Linked DNA regions of Homo sapiens: region 2 is linked to region 1. A link is an interaction called in ENCODE POLR2A ChIA-PET data of the cell type or tissue named here. Cell type or tissue: GM12878. All regions are shown on one strand. Each heading gives the region's core, and the rest is flanking DNA. Links, peaks and the distances in the headings are about the cores only. Region 1 overlaps CCDC62 (coiled-coil domain containing 62). Region 2 overlaps CLIP1 (CAP-Gly domain containing linker protein 1).

Evidence for each region. Peaks named below come from ENCODE experiments on the same cell type or tissue, not always from the same donor. Only the 100,000 strongest peaks of a DNase experiment are listed, where the experiment ranks them.
Region 2: POLR2A ChIA-PET joins it to region 1 with 9 read pairs; 1 of 35 experiments calls an interaction of 5 or more read pairs at or near these places.

Annotation. Positions count from the first base shown.
Region 1 is chr12:122,816,904-122,822,277 of GRCh38, forward strand. All of the region lies in intron 11 of CCDC62 (coiled-coil domain containing 62), which reads left to right. Among named protein-coding and RNA genes, the nearest start is that of HIP1R, 16 kb to the right of the region's middle. In GM12878, for the core only: no CTCF peak of the experiment used is centred there; no DNase peak of the experiment used is centred there; H3K4me3 peaks cover 310 bases.
Region 2 is chr12:122,404,514-122,409,887 of GRCh38, forward strand. All of the region lies in intron 1 of CLIP1 (CAP-Gly domain containing linker protein 1), which reads right to left. Among named protein-coding and RNA genes, the nearest start is that of CLIP1-AS1, 12 kb to the left of the region's middle. In GM12878, for the core only: no CTCF peak of the experiment used is centred there; no DNase peak of the experiment used is centred there; H3K27ac peaks cover 436 bases.

The DNA.
Region 1 (5,374 bases), core at 210-5,209:
TGGTTACCACAATCTACTTTCTGTCTCTATGGATTTGTTGGACAGATAATTTTAATCAGAATTTGTTGACTAGAATTCATGGGATCCATGAACTTTGATGGAATAAAGATTACATGCCAGTTTATTTTTATTTTTAAATTTTATTTATTTATTTATTTATTGTTTTGAGACAGAGTCTTGCTCTGTCACCCAGGCTGGAGTGCAGTGGTATGATCTTGGCTCACTGCAAGCTCCACCTTCCGGGTTCACACTATTCTCCTGCCCCAGCCTCCCAAGTAGCTGGGACTACAGGCACCCGCCACCACGCCTAGCTAATTTTTTTTTTTTTTTGGATTTTTAGTAGAGATGGGGTTTCACCATGCTAGCCAGGATGGTCTTGATCTCCTGACCTTGTGATCCACCCGCCTCGGCCTCCCAAAGTGCTGGGATTACAGGCATGAGCCACCATGCCTGGCCTATTTTTTTATTTTTATTTTATTTTTGAGATGGAGTTTCACTCTTTCCTCCACTTCCTGGGTTCAAGCGATTCTCTTGCCTCAGCCTCCTGAGTAGCTGGGATTACAGGTGTGAGCCACCATGCCTGGTTAATTTTTTGTATTTTTAGTAGACAGAGTTTCACCATGTTGGCCAGGCTGGTCTCAAACTCCTGACCTCAAGTGATCCTCCCAACTTGGCCTCCCAATGTGCTGGGATTACAGGCGTGAGCCACTATGCCTGGCCCAAATTCACGTTTTCCAAACAAGCATTATAGCAACAGATGTCTCCTCCTTGTCCTCGTGGCTTCAGGTTGTTCTCTCAACCTCTTTGTTAGGGTTTTATGTCAAATTCCTGAGATATAATCAATCACTCCCTCATTTTTGTCCTGCTAGTGTAGCTCTGTGTGTGTGTGCCTGCACATGTGTGTGTGTGCATGCATGCGTGTGTGTGTGTGTATCTGCCTCCATCAGAGTGCACGTCAGGTAGCCAACAGGTGACTGCGTCCATGACTCCTGCTCACTGTGAACGCCTCAGGACCCTTCTCCACCTTGGCACCCTGGCTGCAGCACCCAGCATCTGCCACAGGCGGTCTCAGGGCCTACCTTGAATGGAACTGACAGGAACATGCAGAAAAAAGAAAAAGCTGGCCAGGTGCAGTGGCTCACACCTATAATCCCAGCACTTTGGGAGGCCGAGGTGGGAGGATCACTTGAGGGCAGGAGTTCAAGTTCTGCTGGGGCAACATACCAAGACTTTGTCTCTACAAAAAATTCAAAAATTAGCTGGATGTGGCCAGGCGCGGTGGCTCACGCCTGTAATCCCAGCACTTTGGGAGGCCGAGGCAGGCGGATCATGAGGTCAGGAGATCAAGACCATCCTGTCTAACACGGTGAAACCCCATCTCCACTAAAAATACAAAAAAATTAGCTGGGCGTGGTGGCGGGCGCCTGTAGTCCCGGCTACTTGAAAGGCTGAGGCAGGAGAATGGTGTAAACCCATGAGGCGGAGCTTGCAGTGAGCCAAGATCGTGCCACTGCACTCCAGCCTGGGTGACATAGCGAGACTCTGTCTCAAAAAAAAAAAAAAAAAAAAAATTAACTGGACGTGGTGACCCATGACTGTAGTCCTGGGTACTTGGGAGGTTGAGGGGGGAGGATCGCTTGAGCATGAGGTCAAGGCTACAGTGAGCTATGATCACACCACTGTACTCCAGCTTGGGCCATAGAGTGGGACACTGTCTAAGAAAAATAAAATAAAATTAGCTGGGTGCAGTGACTCACACCTGTAATCCTAGCTCTTTGGGAGGACCACACAGGAGGATTGCTTGAGCCTGGGAGTTCGAGACCAGCCTGGGCAAGATAGTGAGACCCCATTGCTAAAAAATAAAAATTAGCCAAGTGTAGTGGCTCACGCCTATAGTTCCAGCTACTCAGGAGGCTGAGGTAGGAGGATCATGACTTTGAGCCCAGGAGTTCGAGGCTACAGTGAACCACGATCACACCATTGCACTCCAGCCTGGGCAACAGAGCAAGACCCTGTCTCAAAAAATATATTTTTTTCAGAGTGTTTGAGCTAGAAAGATCCAGAAGAGATATCTAATTCCAACCTTACATTTTACAGGAAGGGAAAAATGACCGAATCTCTTTAGTCAACAAAGTACAGCTAGAATCAGAAAATCATTTAATTGGAAAAACTGTTGGCTCCAGATATCATACATTTTCTGGTGCATTAACTGATTCTAGAGATATTGGGAAGACAGAATTTAAATAACAGGGATTTACCTGGCAACACGCTTTACAAACTCCTCCCCCCATGCCTTTGTACTGAGTACAGCTAGGTACCGAAAAAGCAAATAATTTTGTTTAAAAATTCTTAATTTCTGCAATAAGGAAGCAGGGTAAAGTTCTGAGCAGCGTGTCTGCTTCTCCAGGGCTTTGCCATCTGTCGCTACAGACAAGGGTCGCAATTCAGAGCCTTGCTGTGAGACAGGCACTCTCCCACGTTGCCAGGGAGCAGGCAATGATTCAGTCCTCCTGTTGGGGAAATTGGCAATGTTTTCTAAAAATCACTGAAGAACTGACGCTTTGACAATGCAGTGTCACTTTGGGAATCTCTCCCACAGATACTTCTGCATGTGTATGAAATGGCATAGGCACACGTGTTTCTTTGCAGCATTGCTTTACAATAGCAAATGATAGGAGGCCACCCACCCAGTGTCCAGCAAAAGGGAACCGAGGGAATAAGCTGTGGTCCACCCACACGGTGGAGTTCTGAGCAGACATAGAACAGAATGAGGTGCTCTAGTATGTGGAAATATTTCCAGATATATTGCTAAGTGAGAAACGTGCAAGATACTGAAGGTTCATATGGCATTCCACATACATAAGGAGAGGGCCAGGAGCAGTGGCTCACACCTGTAATCCCACCACTTTGGGAGGCCAAGGTGGGAGGATTGCTTGAGCCCAGGAGTTCGAGACCAGCCTGGGCAACATAGCTAGGCCCTGTCTCTACAAAAAAAGGTTTTTAAAAACATTAGCGGGGCATGGTGGTGCACACTTGTAGTCCCAGGCACTCGGGAGGCTGGGACAGGAGGATTGCTTGAGCCCAGGAATTTGAGGCTGCAGTGAGCTGTGATTGAGCAACTGTATTCCAGCCTGAGCGATACAGCAAGATCCTGTCTCAAAAAAAAAAAAAAAAAAAAAAGAAGAAGAAGAAAAGAAAGAGGATGGAAATAAGAATATATATTTGCACAAAGACACAGTGGAAAGATGATATAAATTTTACCAATAGGAGGCATGAGGGATGAGGCAGAAGCGGGACTTCTCAGTTTATACCTGTTTTTATTATTTTGATTTTTAAACTATTCAAGAAAAACTCCAATAATTTAAAAATAGACAAAGGAGAAAAAAGGAGTTAGAGTAAGGGGAAGCGCACAGCTGAGCACATTGCCTCATGGCGGGCTTCCTCCTTGCCTGGAGGGTAGGGGTGAGGAGCGGACCCTACCATAAACTGAGCTTGGACTTGTGCCTGCTGTGTGGGCCTGGCCGTCCTGATTGCTGGCTTGAGATGGTTGGTGTTACCTGTCGGGGCTCTTGGCCTTTCTCGTGGCAGGCTGATAAAGCCTGCAGATCCCTTTCAGAATGAAGTTTTTAAACGAATAAGAGAAAATACATAGCATGGTAGCAAGGCACGGTGGTTCACGCCTGTAATCCCAGCACTTTGGGAGGCCCAGGCAGGCAGATCACCTGAGGGCAGGAGTTCCAGACCAGCCTAGCCAACAAGGTAAAACCCCCTCTCTACTAAAAATACAAAAATTACCCGGGCATGGTGGCGTGCCGTAATCCCAGCTACTCGAGAGGCTGAGGCACTAGAATCGCTTGAACCCAGGTGGCGGAGGTTGCAGTGAGCCGAGATCACGCCACTGCACTCCAGCCTGGGCAACAGAGCAAGACTCTGTCTCAAAAAAAAAAAAAAAAAAATCAGATGGTAAAATACATGGGCAATTTGCATAGAGAGGAAGCAGCATGAGTAAAAGCACAGAGGACTGGAAGCACCCTTGGGTGCCCCTGAGGAACTGTGAGGGATCCCGGGGTGGCTGGAATGCAGGCCACACAGGCAGGGGGAGGTGAGGAGGTGGGCTCACCTGCAAGCCAGGGGTCACCACGGAATGCACTGGGGTCTTTCCAGGCATCATCTCCCCTTCATTCCTCCCCCTTACCTCTCCACTCCCCTTCTTCCTCTTTTCCCCACCCAGACACCTAAGAAGGCTAACGAGGCACTTAGAGTTGCCGATGCTTAACTACTGACCACTGTTTTCAACACGGCTCACTGAGGGCTCACTGGATCGGTGCCTGTGTTAGGACTGACAGCGAGCCAGTTATATCTGGGCATTAGCTGATGGCCAGCGTTTAGCTGTAACACACATGGTGAAGCAGACAGAGAAGTCCTTCCAGATTAGAGACAAAGGGGACCCCACACATGAATGGGAAGTCAAGAAGCCTTTGTTGGATGGATGGATGGCAATTGTATGCAGTCACTTCATTATATTTTATTCATTCCCTAAGGTCTTATTTATTTATTATTTTCTGAGACAGGGTGTCACTCTCTCGCTCAGGCTAGAGTGCAGTGGCACGATCATGGCTCACTTCTGCCTCAAACTCCCAGGCTCCAGCGGTCCTCCCACTTCAGCCTCCTGAATATCTGGGAGTACAGGTGTTTGTCACCATGCCTGGCTAATTTTTTTTTAAGTGTATTTTTTGTCTCCCCGTGTTGCCTAGGCTGGTCTCAAACTCCTGGGCTCAAGAGATCCTCCCACCTCAGCCTCCCAAAGTGCTGGGATTGCAGGCGTGAGCCACTGTGCGTAGCCACTATGGTCTTTTTTAAATTGACAAATAATAATTGTATATATTTACAGTGTATAGTGCAATGTTATAATATGTATATAACATAGTAGAATGACTAAACCAGCTGTGTATCTATCACCTCACATACTTATCATGTCTTTGTAGTGGAAAGATTTAGAACCGATTCATTTAACAATTTTGAAATATATCATACATTATTATTGGCTGGGCACAATGGCTCACACCTGTAATCCTAGCCCTTTGGGAGGCTGAGGCAGGAGGATCACGTGAAGCCAGGAATGGGCAACAATGGGAGACCCTGTCTCTATAAATTTAAACACACACACACACACACACACACACACACGACATTATTTATCTTTTTTTTTTTTTTTTTTGAGACAGAATGTCACTCTTGTCACCAAGCTGGAGTGCAGTGTCGTGATCTTGGCTCACTACAACCTCCACCTCCCAGGTTCAAGCGATTCTCCTGCCTTTCAGCCTCCCAAGTCGCTGGGACTACAGGCGCGTGCCACCACGCCCAGCTAATTTTC
Region 2 (5,374 bases), core at 215-5,214, 410 kb before region 1:
GCTTGAACCCGGGGAGGTGGAGGTTGCAGTGAGCCAAGATTGCGCCACAGCACTCCAGCCTGGGCAACAGAGCAAGACTCCATCTGAAAACAAAAAACAAAGGCCAGGTACAGTGGCTCACGCCTGTAATCCCAGCACTTTGGGAGGCCGAGGCAGGTGGATCACGAGGTCGGATCCATCAAGACCATCCTGGCTAACACAGTGAAACCCTGTCTCTAATAAAAATACAAAAAAAAAAAATTAGCCTGGCATGGTGGCGGGCGCCTGTAGTCCCAACAACTCAGGAGGCTGAGGCAGAATGGTGTGAACCCGGGAGGCGGAGGTTGCAGTGAGCCAAGATCGCGCCACTGCACTCCAGCCCGGGTGACAGAGCGAGACTCCATCTCAAAAAAAAAAAACAAAACAAAAAAAAACCAACATGGTGCCATGTGTTCACACTTCCATTCTTCCATTCAGTTCCACATATCCCCATCAAGTTCACTGCCTTGTCTATAGGACTGACTTAAACCACCTCTAGAGTCAGGTGTCAGAATAAGAGCATTCCATCATCTTCAAAAACACATGCCTTTCACATGAGATTACTTGTTTTATTGAATATTAAAGTCACTCAGCCTGTCCTTTTTTCCATTCCTGTCATGACTATTTATAAGCACCAATATTTCTTCACTGATCTGCATCCCCTGTGTAATCCCATGAGACGTTCTGTCACTGCTGCATGGCTCCTGTTGCCGTCATTGCCTAGATTCACAAGGGACGCGTTCTCGCAAGTACTATGGTCAAAAAAGTCAGAAGGATTCCAGGAGCCGTAACTCTAGGTTTTTTTTAGTCTTTTGTCACTTTACTGTGCTAGGACCACTAAGATCTATTTTCACTGATATTTCTCTAAGTATGTGGGTATTTATGTATGCTTCATACACGATATATTATATATAACTTTTTAAATAGGCCAGACTCAGCTTTAAAATTAACACAAAGATTAAAAAAGCAAATAGCAGCCAGGCGCGGTGGCTCACACCTGTAATCCCAGCACTTTGGGAGGCCAAGGCGGATAGATCACCTGAGGTGAAGAGTTCAAGACCAGCCTGGCCAACATGGCAAAACCCCATCTTTACTAAAATACAAAAATTAGCCAGGTGTGGTGGTACACACCTATAATCCCAGCTACTCGGGAGGCTGAGACAAGAGAATCACTTGAGCAAGGGAGGCAGAGGTTGCAGTGAGCAGAGATCATGCCACCACACTATCTCAAAAAAAAAAACAAAAAGGAAACAGCAGCCGGGTGTGGTTGCTCACGGCCGTAATCCCAGCACTTTGGGAGGACAAGGCGAGCGGATCACCTGAGGTCAGACGTTCAAGACCAGCCTGGCCAACTTGGTGAAACCCCCTCTCTACTAAAATGCAAAAATTAGCCGGGCATGGCGGCAGCTCCGGTAATCCCAGCTACTCAGAAGGCTGAGGCAGGAGAATCGCTTGAATCCGGGAGGCAGAGGTTGCAGTGAGCCTAGATGGCACCACTGCACTCCAGCCTGGGTGACAGAGCAAGACTCCATCTGGGGGATGGGGGGCGGGAAGCAAACAGCATATCTTTAAGGATAAAGTACGAAAGATGAGTAAATATTGTAATCACTGTTTATTTAAAAGGTCAATGCCGGCCAGCTCAGTGGCTCACGCCCATAATCCCAACACTTTGGGAGGCCAAGGTGGGCAGATAGTTTTGAGCTCAGGAGTTTGAGATCATCCTAGGAAACATGGCGAAACCCTGTCTCTGCAAAAAATACAAAAATTAGCCAGGCGTGGTGGTGCGTGCCTGTGGTCCCACAGAGTGAGACCTTGTCTCAAACAAGTAAAAATAAATGGATCAATGTGAAAAGCCCATTCAGACACTAAAGGACTGACACAAGTCAGTAAGTATCAGAAAATTAACTGGCCCCTTAATTCAAAAGGAGCTACAAGGAAGTTTTATTTCCAATTTCTAACTGAGACAAACCTTACAGAGCAATTTATAAAATTAGCCTGCTAACCTTAAGTGTTGATTTGAGAATATCACACAATAAGACACTGACAGTAAATACAAAGTTTATGGTATCTTTCCAAAGTCAAGAGTAGACATACCCCTTTGAAAAATTATTCTGTGCTTAAGAAAATTATATGTATTTAAAACTTAAGGTGTGTATGACATAGTACAGAATACAAGTTGTACCTAGAGAAGTTTTAAAAAGGAAGGACAGGATTAAAAACTAACCCAGGGAGAAGGTTGGGGCATAAGACAATGTTTTTTTTAGAGATGGAACTCTGAGCTCTGATGCAACTGCCTGCAATTATGAATGCCTTTGCACAGCTCAGTCTGAGTGCAGATTTATATTCCTACTACTTAGCACGCAGAAAATAAAGAGCCTCCCAATGTTCCTCCATCTGCAAAAAAAAAAAAAAATGTTTTAAGGGAACATGGAAAGCTGAATAATTTGAGTTATTTTGTTCATTTACACAAAATTCTACAAAATTCCTGTGACTTTGTAACTCTAACACATACCACTAGCTTAAGACACAGATCTTAAAAGGGGCTGAAATTACTAGGCCTCTCTAGTATCTCCCAGAAGAACTTACTTAATGGGTCGGCAGCAGTCAATTATACTAACGTGTAAAAAGAAGCAATGTGCTTAATATAGCATCATAAAATGTTAGAATCAGAAGAGACTGTAGCAATCTAGTTCAACTCTCTCATTTTACCAACAAGAAAACTGATTCTAAAAAGTGAAATCACTTGTCAAGGTCATACTTACTTAACAGTCTAGGACTAAAACCCCAATCTCCAGGCTCCTGACCCTAATGTAAACTGATGAATAAATGTTTCTAAATTATTATATACAGCAGTGAGATCAAAGAGTCAATCTCAAGGCAAGTTAAAACTGACCTCCCCAGCCAAGGTGGTTCACACCTGCAATCTCAGCACTTTGGGAGGCTGAGGCAGGAAGATCACTTGAGCCCAGGAGTTCAAAACCAGCCTGGGCAACACGGCAAAACTCCATCTCTACAAAAAATTAGCCAGGTATGGTGTCGCGTGCCTGCAGTCCAGGCTATCTGGGAGGCTGAAGGAGGATCACCTGAGCCCAGGAGATTGAAGCTGCAGTGAGCTGTGATTGTGCCACTGCACTCCAGCCTGGATGAGTTTTTTTTTTTTCTTGAGACAGAGTGAGAACACGTGCTACAAGGAGGGTTTTTGGTGAGACCCTGTCTCAAAAAAAAAAAAAAAAAAAAAAAAAGAATTGATTTCCCTTTCCATTCTTCACAAAGGAAAAAAGTTGGCATATTGTTGCCTGCCCCTTAAACAGTCAGACATGGCCCACACCAAAAGCAAAAGCATACCAAAACTGCTCTGAACAAGAAAAGGGTACAAAGACAACTCCTAGAAGAATCAAGGTCTTTCATATTGGATTGGGTTTTTTTCTTTTCATAAAAGCTTTCTTGCCTGTAATGCCAGCACTTTGGGAGGCCGAGGCAAATCACCTGAGGTCAGGAGTTCAAGACCAGCCTGACTAACATGGCGAAACCCCATCTCTACTAAAAATACAAAAATTAGCCAGGCATGGTGGCGGGCACCTGTAATCCCAGCTACTCAGGAGGCTGAGGCAGGACAATCACTTGAACCCGGGAGACGGAGGTTACAGAGCTCACACCATTGCACTCTGGCCTAGACGATAAGAATGATACTCCGTCTCAAAAAAAAAAAAAAAAAGGTTCTTGTTTTTATTTTGCAAATGAGCAAGTTTAATAGTTGCTATAGGTCTTGAGAGACAATGGACAAATAACCACATTTTTTTGAGACATTTCTTTATTTTTTATTATATATTTTTTTGAGATGGAGTCTCACTCTGTCGCCCAGGCTGGAGTGCAGTGGTGCAATCTCAGCTCACTGCAACCTCTACCTCCCAGGTTCACGCCATTCTTCTGCCTCAGCCTCCCGAGTAGCTGGGACTACAGGCGCCTGCCACCACACCAGGCTAATTTTTTGTATTTTTAGTGGAGACAGGGTTTCACCGTGTTAGCCAGGATGGTCTCGATCTCCTGACCTCGTGATCCACCCACCTCGGCCTCCCAAAGTGCTGGGATTACAGGTGTGAGCTACCGCGCCCAGCCTATTCTGTTTTTAAGAGACTATGTTGCCCAGGCTGGTCTTGAACTCCTGGGCTCAAGAGATCCTCCTGCCTCAGCCTCCCAAAGTGTTGGAATTAAAGGCATGAGCCACTGTGCCCGGCCTATAACCACGTTTCTATTTTCACAATACTACAGGGCACCTTGATATTTTTTTTATTGTTTATTATTTTTTTGAGATGGAGTCTCCACTCTGTCACCCAGGGTGGCACGATCTTGGCTCACTGCAACCTCCGCCTCCCAGGCTCAAGTGATTCTCCTGCGTCAGCCTCCCAAGTAGCCAGGATTACAGGTCTGCACAACCATGCCCGGCTAATCTTTATATTTTTGTAGAGACAGGGTTTCACCATGTTGGCCAGGCTGGTCTCAAACTCCTGGCCTCGGGTGATCCGCCCGCCTTGGCCTCCCAGAGTGCTGGGATTACAGGCATGAGTTACCACGCCCAGCCTATAATATTTTTCTTTTCTTTTTCTTTTTTTTTGAGATGGAGTCTTGCTCTGTTGCCCAGGCTGGAATACAGTGGCATGATCTCAGTTCACTGCAACCACTGCCACCCAGGTTCAAGCGATTCTTCCGCCTCAGCCTCTGGAGTAGCTGGGATTACAGGCATGCGCAACCACGCCCAGCTAATTTTTATATTTTTAGTAGAGACAGGGTTTCACCATGTTGGCTAGGCTGGTCTCAAACTCCTGGCCTCAAGTGATCTGCCCACCTTGGCTTCCCAAAGTGCTGGGATTACAGGCACGAGCCACCACGCCCAGCCTATATTTCAAGAGAAGCAGTCTACTAAATTTACTCACAAATCCATAAGATAGTTTCTGTACAACCACCTTAGATGCTGTAAGTGGAAACTAGGAATTGGTTTCATTTGGATTTTAATTTTTTTCAAGACAGAGTCTCACTCTGTTGCCCAGGTTGGAGTGCAGTGGCTCAATCTCAGCTCACTGCAACCTCTGCCTCCCAGGTTCAAGCGATTCTCCTGCATCAGCCTCCCGAGTAGCTGGGATTACAGGCCCCTGCCACCACCCCCAGCTAGTTTTTGTATTTTTAGTAGAGACAGGCTTTCACCATGTTGGCCAGGCTGGTCTCGAACTCCTGACCTCAGGTGATCTACCCACCTTGGCCTCCCAAAGTGCTAAGATGACAGGCGTGGGCCACCGCGCCCGGCCTCATTTGGATTTTAAAATCTAACTTCAGTGTTTGTTATTTTTATTTTTTTTTTTTT